Linked DNA regions of Homo sapiens: region 2 is linked to region 1. The links are chromatin contacts, found by Hi-C or POLR2A ChIA-PET in ENCODE. All regions are on one chromosome and are shown on one strand. The core of a region is the stretch at or near the end of the contact, and the rest is flanking DNA. Distances in the headings are between cores, read along the strand shown.

Region 1 (6,286 bases), core at 1,865-4,364:
TGGAAATCTTAATTGAAAACCATGAAAAGGTAAAATTTTTTTTTTCTTTAAGAGACTTTGTTTTCGGCTTGTCGCCATGTACTACACAACGATCCTCTTAGATTTCCCTTTTCTCTCTCTCTGTTTAAAAAAATTCTTTCATTCTCACTGTGATGAGCTTGGTTCTAAGAAGTTCTCATTGAGCTTCTGTCTTCTGATGGAGTTCCATAAATCTGAAATTTATCTGGTCTTTTGTTATCTCCCTGGTTTAATGAAGAAGCATTTAATCCAGATGTAAGTGAATATCAAGGCAATTGTGAACTATTTAGGACTTTTGTTGCTTTTATTCCCATCTTTGGATTTCTCACTCAAATTCTGTGTGGCACAGCAACCCTGTACTCTTGATAAAGTTAGGGCTTTGCAACTTACAAGAGAAAATAAGGCAAATAAGGTTGAAGGGATGTGAGATGGGGCCAGAGGACCATGAGCATCATTGAGAGTAGGGGTTGAGGGGCAGTGAAGCCAGCCCCTGCTCTGCACCTGGGAAACCGCCTGCCTTGCAAAGAGTCTTTCTGGTTACACCTAGCTGTTGTGAATGACAAGTAAAGGAGGAGAAATTGGGGAAGGGTAAACTCTTCAAATATGCTTAGGCATTGCATCTGGGGAGCAGGGAAGGGTAAATATTCCTGGGGTGTGGTGGATGGGGTTGACCCAGGTGATCCATGTTGGGGTGAGCAGAAACTGCTTTAATATACTCTTCCCTCCCACCATACCCACTCAGCATATTAACTACTAGAAATAAGTACTGTTTATGATTGTCACTTTGGGATCACTTTCCCAAATTACTGTTATTTTCTCCTTGATTAGATATTGTCTATGGCTACTCTTACGATACAACAGAAGAGTCTGGTACTTGCAACAGAGACCAGATAGCCCGCAAGGCATAACTATGTACTGCCTGGGGGATCTGCAAGGCTTTTCTGTAAAGGACCAATCTAGAGCAATAATTTTCAACCCCAACAAATCAGAATCACCTGAGGGCCTCTTGTAAGTGGCTGCATAGCCATGCGTATTCTGTTAAATTTTTGCCTTCCCAAGAATTATGATAAGTAGCCAGCAAGAAGAACTGCTAATCTAGGGAGGAAACGTCTCTTCTTTATTAAGAACTTAGGAGAGGACTTCAGTCTGGAACACGAAAAGAAGGTTTCATTAATATTTGAGAGGGTTTTGTTCATAAGAGTTAAAACAAGACCTGAGTATGGCATTTGTTGGTGTTAGAGCTGGCCCATGGCAGTTTGTGTTTGAATTGAGAATTGCAAGGAGCTGGTGTCTATTCAGTTTAGCTGGGCTTCATTTATATGTAGGGATGAGATAATCTATGGGGGAACATAAGGAAAAAATGGTTTTAGGATGCTTTCGGAGTGCTGTTCTCAATAGGACCACCTTGAGGGCCTGCCTCTCTCCCGCTGTCTCAAGCCCCCTCAAAGTAAAGCTTCCACTTATTAAGAAAAATGCTGCTGACTCATAGTTAAAAGTGTACCTTTATTTTTATAAGGATGTAAATACAGTTTTTAAAAACACTTATTCTTTAGGGCAGTACTTTTCAATCTTCTTGGGATCACAGGCTGCTGAGAAGCTGACAGAAGTTATTACCCCTTTTGTTAGTAACCCAGATAAATGCACATAAATCCTTCTTTCCCCTTAATTGTTCTAACAGTTTCAGTGGGCTCACCTGCATTCCTGAATCTGTGGACTGTAGGTTAAGTATTTCTGGTTTAAAATGAATAATCTCTTAAGTGACTTGCTTTCTTACTTGTTTCTCTGTAATCAAGGGAAAACATGATTTTAAATACCACATTATTTTCTTTCAAGAACTTTTAGATTTTTTTTTCTTCAGTCACCTGTAGATGAGCACTTTGCTAATAACATTCCTGACTTCTGCCTCTAAGATGGGGAGCTTGAAAACTGTTAGAATGCTTGGTCACTCATTTGTTTATTAAAAAGATTTTTTTAAATTGAGATTGCATCATATGCCAGACATGTAGTAGGTGCCGGATGTGCAGATGAATATTCCAGCTCCTGTGGGAAAGCAGGTCGTCATCTGGGGGCGGAAGCCATGTTTTGGGACTCGGATCCTATAAACGTACCCCAGTCTAATATGTTACATAACTTATTTTCTTGTCTGTTTCTCTCTGCTAAGATCCTTGAGGCCAGAGATCTTTTTGTCCACTTATAGTAATACCTGGTACATATTAGGTGTTAATACTTATGGAGTGAAATAATGAATTCAATACATTTTGAGGGGGTTGAAGGACTGGGAAAGAGACAGGCAAACAGAAATGTAGTCCCTTTGGGGAAGGCATAGCAAGAGTATTTCTTGGGTACTTGTTGCATTGGCTGTTTGCTGGAGCAGTTCTAGCTTGTTGCTAATGTTGGGTTCTCATGGAAAAGATAAGCTTGAAAGCTGATTGGGGATTTTCTTTACCATTATGGTAAAAGCAGCTTGTTTATGGATGTGAGAAGTTTTGTTTTGCCTTTTTTTTTTTTTTTTTTTTTGCCAGTGGTGGTGAATTTATGCCTCCTTTTATGATCCTGTCAAACTGTTATTAAGCCTCATTAGTGTGCACTAAGCCATCCAGACAGCTCATGGAAAGATGGCTACTGTTCATTTTTAGAAAGAAAAATAATTAGACTACAAGCTTTGAGACAATGTTACAGTAGCTCAACAATCATTTGATTAAATCCTAATTAGGAAACCTTTATGCAATTTATTTGTGAAAATACTGGCTCTGGGTCTTGCTCTTGGATAAAAGGATCTCCATTTCATGCTGCAACTGCCTGTTTTCTTCCCTTTTTGAAGCTGGGGAGATAAGTACATGATTTGTCTGCTGGGAAGTAGATAGTGCTGCTTTCACCTTGTTAATAAATCTTACAGGAATTTTCCAGTAGCGTCGGCAAGCCTGTTACAATAGTTACAGCAGACGAAAGTGGCCTCGCTTTCAGAGCTTTATAGAGCTAAGCAGAGGTCTTTCGGTTTTCCTTCTCTTCCTTTCTGTGGCTAGATAGTTCTATGAATGCACAACCAACGTTAATTAAGTGCTCTCAGGCTTTCTATTCAGAAGGGAGCAATGGACATCGAGTTTCAGATTCTTCACTGTGTGCTTGGGTTTAGGGTTGGAAGCAGGGTTGTGTGGCAGGGTTGGAGGGTTGGAGATGGGGGATGTCAGTTTGGATTAGTTAACAGTTCTGAGAACCTAAATTTCCCCATTACCTCGCCTTGTCTCTCCCATTTCATCTTTGAACACTTCTACTCCCACTCCTGGCTCTTTGTTCCTGCTCAGTTGGACTTCACTGCAGAGTCCAGGCTCTGCTATGAGGAAGAATATTTTTGCTGACAAGGGTGCTTGTGCAGGAAAACTTCATATGGATGCGTGGATCTATGTTAGCCACGGGTTTCCCTGGCAGCTGACCTAAGTATACCCTTCAGAGGATCCTAACATTTGACTGTAGAGTGGGGAGGGAAGGATCTAGTCCCTCTTAGTGTTTCAGGACAAGATGAAAACGAGAGAGGGAGTAAGGACAGGAAAAGTTGAAAAGAGTAGTCTGAGAAAGGAAAACATTACAGTAATGGATGGCGGTGGGGGGAGGGTGCAAAAAAGGAAGGTTAAACTGGGGAGGAAAGGAAGAGGCCTATGTGTGTCACTGACAGTGGCTCTGACAGGCGAAAAATGGCGAGAAGGAAGTCATTTTCTTTTCCTCAGTTATTTGTTTTTCCTCCCTAAGAATGTGAAAAATGTTGACTCCAGGAAAGTCACTAAAGCAAAGAGGAAACTTCAACATGTAATTAAAGCAAGATTGCTCTAGATGAATTTCGGAGTTAGAAAAAGGCTCCTAGTTAATCTGCTTTGGAGATGACAATTTTTCCTAGCCTCCTTGCTGTTTTTATAAATCTGTGTATACTTTATAGGAAACTTAATCCATATGTTTTAGCTTTATTTACACATAATAAAGATGTAGACTGAGCATGGTGGCTCATGCCTGTAATCTCAGCACTTCGGGAGGCCAAGGCGGGCAGATCACCTGAGGTCAGGAGTTCGAGACCAGCCTGGCCAACATGGCAAAACCCCATCTCTACTTAAAAGAAAGTACAAGAATTAGCCAGGCGTGGTGGCGGGCACCTGTAATCCCAGCTATTCAGGAGGCTGAGGCAGAAGAATTGCTTGAACCCAGGAGGTGGAGGTTGCAGTGAGCTGAGATTGCGCCACTGCACACCAGCCTGGGTGACAAGAGCGAGACTCTGTCTCAAAAAAAAAAAAAAAAAAAAAAGAGTTCCTGGGCCAAAATATTATTAAGGTCTTTCTTCCTTTGTTAACGAGAAAATTTTATTTCCCAGGTGGCAAAGGGTGCTGTGAACTTTTCAAGGATTTTCAAATTGGGGTTGTGCCTTAGGATTTGTGAGTTTTGCATAAGTTCTGTTCTTAACAGAGTATACTTGTTATGCATTAATTTGGTGCATTTTTTCCCCCAGTGCCTGCTGTGAGTCATTCATGGTGTGAGATTTGGGGGAAGTAAAGACAGTCCAGTAGGGGAAAGAAGAAATGTCCAAAAGTAGCTACAAGATATGGCAGAGAATAAGCGCTTTGAGAGAGAGACAGAGAGAGAATGAGCGAGAAAGTGGCGGAGACTTCAGAGGAGAGTTTATGTTCAGCTGCAGGGAATCTGGAAAGTTTCCCCAGTAAGTGTTTTGAATCAGTTTTATAATGGAGTTTGAACAGGTGGAGATGTTTTAAGAGGACATTTCGGGTATGGGAGACCATGTAATCAGAGAAACACAGAGAGGAGGTACGTGTTCTGGGAATGCAGCTCTTGTTGGAACATGGGCAAATGGCAGGAGATGAGATTGGAAAGAGATTCGGGCCAGGTGTGGGAGGTTGAGAATGCCGCTTTAGGACTTTTGCATTTACTTTTATAGGTACTGGGGCCACTCATAGTTTTCAAGTAAACTGCTTCACAAAACTTAATCTGACAGCAGGATTTGCAGTAGGAAGTAGAGGAATGAAAGGCTAGGAGAGAGGTTATTTGGCATAGTCGAAGGGCATGGGAGTGAGAATGGGGAGTTCCAGGGTGGACAGCATCATTTGGTGAGGTGGAATAGGCAAAACCCGGGGACTGGGTTTGTAAGGGGTCTTGGGGAAGGTGTGATAGAGATTCAATCCTGGGACAATATGGGTGTCACTAATAAAAGGAAGGAACAAAGGGGTTTGGGGGAGGAGTAAGATGAGTTCAGTTTGTCACATGGTGAATTGTAGTTATCTGTTCAAGATAAGTCCATTAGACAGAGATTTGGTGCTCAAACTTATGAGTGAATTTAGGGGTAGAAAGTATAACGTAAGGTATAGTTAAAGACATGAGATTGGCGTAAGAAAATATTTATTGGATGCTCATGATGTTACATGCTTTGGGTCTACTATAAAGGGTATTAATGTAATTCTAGTGTATGAGGATGCTTCTTTGTGTATCCATACACTTAAAAATATATATATAAAACATAAAATTCCCATTGCATAAATATATGTAATAGTATCCCTGTATGGGTGAAAATTCTTATGTATATTATCTCTTTATACATCTGAGAGAAGTGAGGGGTGAGAGCTTAACTTGCTCATGAGCACACAGCTAGTAAAAGTGAAGTGCTTGGGTTTGAACTGAGATTGACCCCCAAAGCCTTTGCTTTTCATCACTAGGAGAAGACAGTAATATCCTTGAGAAACACCAAGATTTTCCTGTTAGGGGTAATAGAGGAGCCAGAAGAAACCCAGGCAGGATCAGGTCAGTGCTAGTGTCAGGGTTGTCTAGGGCCTTGTCAAGGATGCCAGATACGTCCCATGAGATGGGCAAGTATGAGGACAGGCTAGTGATGTGAGCTCATGAACCAGTGGCATGAGTGAGCTCTTTCAACAGTGACATTTCTTTTTTTTTTTTGAGACGGAGTTTCATGCTTGTTGCCCAGGCTGGAGTGCAGTGGCATGGTCTTGGCTCACTGCAATCTCTGCCTACCGGGTCCAAGTGATTCTCCTGCCTCAGCCTCCCAAGTAGCTGGGATTACAGGCATGTGCCACCATGCCTGGCTAATTTTGTATTTTTTAGTAGAGATGGGGTTTCTTCATGTTGGCCAGGCTGGTTTCGAACTCCTGATCTCAAGTGATCCACCGGCCTTGGTTTCCTAAAGTGCTGGGATTACAGGCATGAGCCACCGTGACTGGCCTAATGGTGACATTTCTGTTGAGAGCCAGAGTGTGGATCAACT
Region 2 (6,286 bases), core at 2,608-5,107, 48 kb after region 1:
AAATGTAAACTTTTTGTTTGCATGTGAGCAAAGGACACATTCAAAAAAGGCTTTGGCTTTTTACTCAGCGAAGAGTATTTGTAGACATTTGGGTTATGAAAGTCAACATTACAGCTATATTTGGGGAAGTGTATTCTTCTGACTTCAGAAATCGTATGCTGTGTTTTCCAAATGTTTGCAGGTGCAAATTGATAAAACTGCACCTGGAGTGTTTTTAAAGGTTTGCAAACCAGAAAACAACATTTTATAATTGGGGATATATGTTCACACCGTGAACATAACAGTGATGCAGCTTTGGCTTAATCAGGAGAGGTTCACCTGATATAGATGGGGAGAAAGTTTACATAGTGAAAATTTCTTTAATGCCATTTGGTTCTGAGCGTATTATCAAAGTTATTATTCCTTCTGTTGGTCTTTGTGAAACACTGGAAGAAGCAGGGCACTGATGTTGCATCCCTAGTTAGTGGCACTGAAAATGCTATGGGTGCAATAGGTAGTTCTGGAATGTGTTGTACTTTATAAAGTCTGGTTGATAAAGATTGTCAATATGCTGAAACCTTTAATGCAAAAACCAAAGTCTGCTATGCATCACTATTTAGCGTATAGAGTGCTACCGAAATCAATATGGTATGTCCCACTGGAACTTGGGAAAGGAGTCTAAAAATGTTTCCTGAAATAAAACATAAACAAAATTAGAAAAACAGAAACTCTACCAATTTGATATATTGTAGAAAAGTACTTTTTTCTTCTTTTAGTTTTAGTTGTAAACCTAAGTTGAAGTTGTTTTTTGAAAAGCTTATGCTGAGTCAGGGCCTGAGCCTGTGGGATGGGTGACCACTGGCAGGGAAATATCTCCTGTTCCCTTATTCCCTCTCTTTTCTCCTGGCTGCCTTTCTCTAGTCTCCTGTGACATGGTAGAGAGGGCCTCATACTGATAGGTAGCAGCAGGACTCCAAACAGGGCCCTTCATTTGCTCTAATGTCAGCCTCTTGCGTCTGTAATGCATAGGAAATCACTATGAGGAATTTCAGCTATTCAGCAAAATCTCCCCAGAAGAGGAAGTACATGCATGAGGGGTACTTTGTTGGAAAGAAGGGGTCAAAGCCGGCAAGATAGGAAGTAGCAGTTGGCTGTGAGGCCTGTTCTGGGAGTAAGGTCTGACTGCCACTGACTAGTGGTATGAATATGAGCAAATCTTTAACCACAGGGCCTCAGTTTGCTCAACTGTGAAATAATGGGCTTGGCCTAAGGGATAACTAGGATACTTTCCAGCTCCAAGATTCTGAGTTTTAGTGAACCAGAACAAACGTGAAACTGTAGAATATTTCCAGCCTCAAGCCTGAACCCGACTGGTATTTTACTGTCAGACCCTGTCGTCAATTCTAGTTAAATTTTCTAGAAAAGACCCTCATTTAGTCATGGTGATTCAAGGACAGAGAGTCGGAAAAGGTTTTCATTGCTTTCTCTCTGTACTGTTCACGTGGTAGCTACTCTGAGGTTAAGTCGTAGGTCGAAGTTCAGGTTGCCTGGGAGTGAACCTAGTCAAACAACCCCAAGGTGATCAGGGTTTGCTTAAACCTGTAGACTCCAAAGCTCAAAGTTGTATTTGGCCATTTTGTAACTATGCTCTTTTAGAAAGAAGATCGGACATTTTATTTCTGTCCCTCCTTTCTATGTTAACTTAGGAGAGCCTGCGTTGATTTCTAGCTGTCTTCTGGAAGTACCTCTGTCTGCTTATGGATAAGTGTAGTTCTGTGAAATAAGACATCAGCACAGAGGACACACTGTGAATGGGGCTTGGTATGACTGGGTGATGTTGGAGGCAATGGAACACATTGGTCAAGACATGTACAGTGGAGTGAGGGAAGTGGGTTCAAATCTTTGTAAGTCAAGCACTTGGCATAATGTCAGGCATGTGGCAAGTACCCAAAAGTTGCAACTGTTATTATTTGAGATCATAGGAATATACAAACATAATCTTCTATCATAATAAAGACCAGTGAACATGTTAGTAGAAACATCTTTTTAAAAAAGAATTACTGGAGCTGGATGCAGTGACTCATACCTGTAATCCCAGTGCTTTGAGAGGCTGGGGTGGGAGGGTCACTTGAGACCAGGAGTTTGAGATTAGCCTGGGTAACAAAACGGACCCTGTCTCTACAAAAACGTTAAAAATTACTTGGTTGTGGTGGCACGCGCCTAAAGTCCTAATTACTTAAGAGGCTGAGACAGGAGGATTGCTTGAGCTCAGGAGTTCAAGGCTGCAGCGACCTGTGATTGTGCCACTGCGCTCTATCTTGGGCAATTAGAGCAAGACCTTGTCTCTGAAAGAAAAAAAAAATTGAGGGAAAAAATGCAAATTGTTTTTTTCTCTGTTCTTATAACACAACAATCAACACAGAAAACCTTTGTGTCCAGATGTGTGGGGGTTTTTCCTACACACCAAGCAAGCAGTCAGCTCTGCAGCAAGCACCAGCTAGGTGTCCTCCCATTCAGTTCCAACACCGTCTACCTGGAGGTAGTGCCAGATGCCACAGATTGAGGGCTTAGTCCCCAAGACTGCCCCCTTTTCAGATGCTGGTCGCAGGTCCGGGCCTCCAGAAATTCTGACTGGCTTCCACTTGGGGTTCCCACAACCCCTGCTTTGGTTTTGATTAATTTGCTGGAGTGGCTCACAGAGCTCAAACACATTTACTGATTTGTTATAAGGGACATTGCATACTTTGGGAAGCTGCAGCAGGCAGATCACTTGAGGCCAGGAGTTTAAGACCAGCCTGGGCAACATGGTGAAACCTCATCTCTATTAAAAAAAAAAAAAAAAAAAAAACCAGCTGGGCGTGGTGGTACATGCCTGTAATCCCAGCTACTCGGGAGGCTGAGGCAGGAGAATCGCCTTTTATGGAGACTTCATTGGATGGGCATGATTGATCATCAAGCAGAAATATAATTGTACAAAAAGGGTCTGATCTAATGCTAATGGACTGAAAGAGAAACCCAGCAATGCCTGACTGTTCAGATTCTTCTTGGCCTCTCTGTGCAGCATTCCCTCCTCCAGAATATAGAGCGAGATGCCTTCCGAAATGGAGGTCTTACGACCTAAAGTCAGACAAGGAAGGTCAGAGAATTTATTTTTTTAATAGAAGATTCCAAAATAAAATCTCTGATTAAATTTAAGTCAAAGCAACATCAAATCATTATACATCAAATAATTCATTCCAAAACTAAACAAGTAAAACTATGTTTACCAGGTATAGACAGTACCTGATACCCCCTCACTTGTATCAAAGGTTGTGTGCTACTTTTTCTTTTAATATAAATAATTAATAGGTAAGCCAGGAAGGCCAGCTCTTTAATGCAGGGGAAGATACCTACTTTGGGGAGAGCAGAGAGAGATTCTGTTTTCTGAGGCCTGCTTCCAAGGCCTAAAGCATCCCAACATTATAATGAGAGCTGTGACAGTTATGAGCCAGTAACTATATATATATATATATATATATATATATATGTGTGTGTATGTAAAGGAATTCAGGGAGAGGAAGTGTGATATCATTACATAGATAGATACTGTGGACTTAAGTATTTATTAATTCAGTTCAATCAAATGCAGCAGGTTTAAGTTGTGTGCTAAAGCAAAATTTGCAGAGACCATCTTATATCCTGTTATTGGCAAAGTATTTCTGGCAGAAGTGGTGTAGTCATTTCCACATGTGGTCCCTGGTAACAGAGCATGAAGGACTTGGGGAGGGATTTATATAAATGGCTGAGTCCCATGAGCATAAACATCCATTGTGTTGTGTCTGAGGAATCTGTCACTCTGAACAGCGGTGCCAGACTTCTGTTTGTGCTGGCACTCTTAGGAGACCCGAGTAAGCAAGCACTTCCTTACCTGGCATGCCTACGCGTGGAGTGTTTTTTGTCATTGGATTGTCAGACTTGAGTTTTTCTTATGTTGTAAATACGTAGGTGCTGTGAAGAAATTTTCACCCTGTGGGGAAAAAGTTTTGAATAGATGTAATCTCTTGATTCTCAATATTGCTTAAGATGAGTTCATCTCTCTTAGAACAAAGGCAATGAGAGGTTTGATGCCAGGAAAGTTGGGAGAGCTGGGCAATCTTAGAAAGAGACCTGGGCACTAAGAGGAATTTGCATCCAGGCAGTAGTTCCAGAATTGGCAAATCAGTATTATGTTTGTGTATATATTATATACACATCTTGGCAATGTAGAACAAGATAAGCTACATTTTATCTTCTAGAATTTGATAGCCAAAATCACAGGTCAGAATTTTAAAGTAAACAGTTTTACTATTTCCTCTTCTTGTAGATCTAAAAACAGTGTCCCTTTAAGTCATTCCTGGTGTTTCAGAGAGACCATCAGAGCATGGCTTTGTATCCACAAAAAAAAAAAAAAAGGCTTCAGAACTGGGGGCACTGGAAGACAAAGTAAATGCACATAAAGGTAATGCATTCTCAGAACATGTAGAAGGGGATGGTGAATTTATGTAGCTATTCCCCATTTTACTCTTTCTAAACAGATATAAGACAGTACTAGCTGGTAGTATTTTTCCCTAAGAATTAAATGTTGTTTGTTTCATAAACCTATAATATTTTTATAGTTTGGCAGCAGTGACTTTGGAATGAAAGCCAACTTCAGATGCCAACTCTACCATTTTGAAACCGTGGAGACTTGTGCTAATTGTTTAATTTTTGAGCTTTGTTTATTTGTAAAATGTGTGGAACAGTACTTACCTCAAAGGCTGTTGAGATTATTAAACTGCTTATGAGAAAGCTTGCTACCTAGTAGGTGTTTGTTAAATGTTAAATGTATTCAATGAATTAGGAAGTAATTTATATCCAAAATTTCAGTGCTAAAGTGCAGAAATAAATACAGGAAACAGTTGTTTGATTCCAGGTTACTTGGGAATTTTGAAAAGGTGCTCCACTTGTTACTTTTCTTTAGCCTGTTACTTGATGTCCTTTTCCAGAGCACTTTAGAATAACTTGGCTCAGAGCACTGAATTTGGGGAATATTCAAGACTCCAAGAAATTAGTGCCCTCTAAAATAGCAGTTGAGTGGAGTCATGAGGTCTGAATTCATTTTTGTAATTATTTGCTGTTACAATTATATTATGAATACAAATAGCTACTATTTATTTCTGGCTACTGTGTGCCAGGGACTGTACTGAACACTTTATAAACATTATGTCACTTAATCCCTGTAGTACAGGCATTATGGTTCTCATTGTGCACATGAGAAAATGAGATACACTGTGTTAAGAAATAAGTCTGGCCCGGCATGGGCATGGTGGCTCACACCTGTAATCCCAGCACTTTAGGTGGCAGAGGCGGACGGATCACGAGGTCAGGAGTTAGAGACCAGCCTAACCAACATGGTGAAACCCCATCTCTACTAAAAATACAAAAATTAACTGGGCATGGTGGTGCGTGCCTGTAATCCCAGCTACTCAGGAGGCTGAGGCAGGAGAATCGCTTGAACCCAGGAGGTGGAGGTTGCAGTTAGCCAAGCCGAGCTGAGCCGAGATCGCGCCATTGCACTCCAGCCTGGGTGACAGAGTGAGACTCCACCTAAAAAAAAAAAAACAAAACAAAAAACAAAAAACGTCTAACCTAACCTTCCATAGCTGTTAAGATTTAAAAGCCAGGATAGTGCTGTCTCAGATGAGCATCTGTGATTTGCTACCTGTGTTAATCGGGATGATAGCTTAGCTTTCTGAAATGCTAATACAGGTTGAGTATCCCTTAATGGAAATGCTTGGGACCAGAAGTGTTATGAATTTCAATTTTTTTTGAGCTTTGAATATTTGCATTATGTGTAATAGTTGAGTATCCCACATCTGAAAATCTGAAATTCAAAATGCTCCAATGAGCATTTCCTTTGAATGTCATGTCAGCGCTCAAAAGTTTCAGATTTTGGAGTGTTTCAGATTTCAGATTTTTGGATTTGGGATATTCAGCCTATACAACATAGAGCTTATTGAGGGTGTGGTGTGTATTTAGAATCTTTGACATATTTTATACCTCAGGGCTTGGCAAGGTTCAAGGAATTGATTATATATGTACAGTGACAAATTTTATGAAATAATTTTTCTGGTGTTTTTTTTCCCTTCAGCTTTTAAGTTCTGGGGCTACATGTACAGGATTTGCAGGTTTGTTACATGAACGTGTGGCATGCTGGTTTGCTGCACGTATCAACCCATCACCTAGGTATTAAGCCCAGCATGCATTAGCTATTCTTCCTGATGCTCTCCCTCCCCCTGCCCCGCTGACA

Evidence for each region. A loop is a pair of places that touch in the nucleus more often than their neighbours do. ChIA-PET counts read pairs that join two places held with the same protein, here RNA polymerase II (POLR2A). Pooled maps may share reads with other maps.
Region 2: POLR2A ChIA-PET joins it to region 1 with 20 read pairs in BJ. The contact joins two enhancer-like sites. A Hi-C loop is called at or near these places in 1 of 50 pooled maps. POLR2A ChIA-PET finds 5 or more read pairs at or near these places in 4 of 52 experiments (BJ, IMR-90, activated naive CD4-positive, alpha-beta T cell and 1 more).

Annotation. Positions count from the first base shown.
Region 1 is chr4:147,966,811-147,973,096 of GRCh38, forward strand. It overlaps ARHGAP10 (Rho GTPase activating protein 10), which reads left to right. Exons shown (of 23, transcript NM_024605.4): 18 at 1-29. Among named protein-coding and RNA genes, the nearest start is that of MIR4799, 190 kb to the left of the region's middle. Within about 2 kb of position 3,115, at least 2 of the 41 ENCODE cell types and tissues checked have a DNase peak (open chromatin) inside an H3K27ac peak, as active enhancers do; they include endothelial cell of umbilical vein, where a contact is called at or near this core.
Region 2 is chr4:148,014,179-148,020,464 of GRCh38, forward strand. All of the region lies in intron 18 of ARHGAP10 (Rho GTPase activating protein 10), which reads left to right. Among named protein-coding and RNA genes, the nearest start is that of MIR4799, 230 kb to the left of the region's middle. Within about 2 kb of position 3,858, at least 6 of the 41 ENCODE cell types and tissues checked have a DNase peak (open chromatin) inside an H3K27ac peak, as active enhancers do; they include endothelial cell of umbilical vein, where a contact is called at or near this core.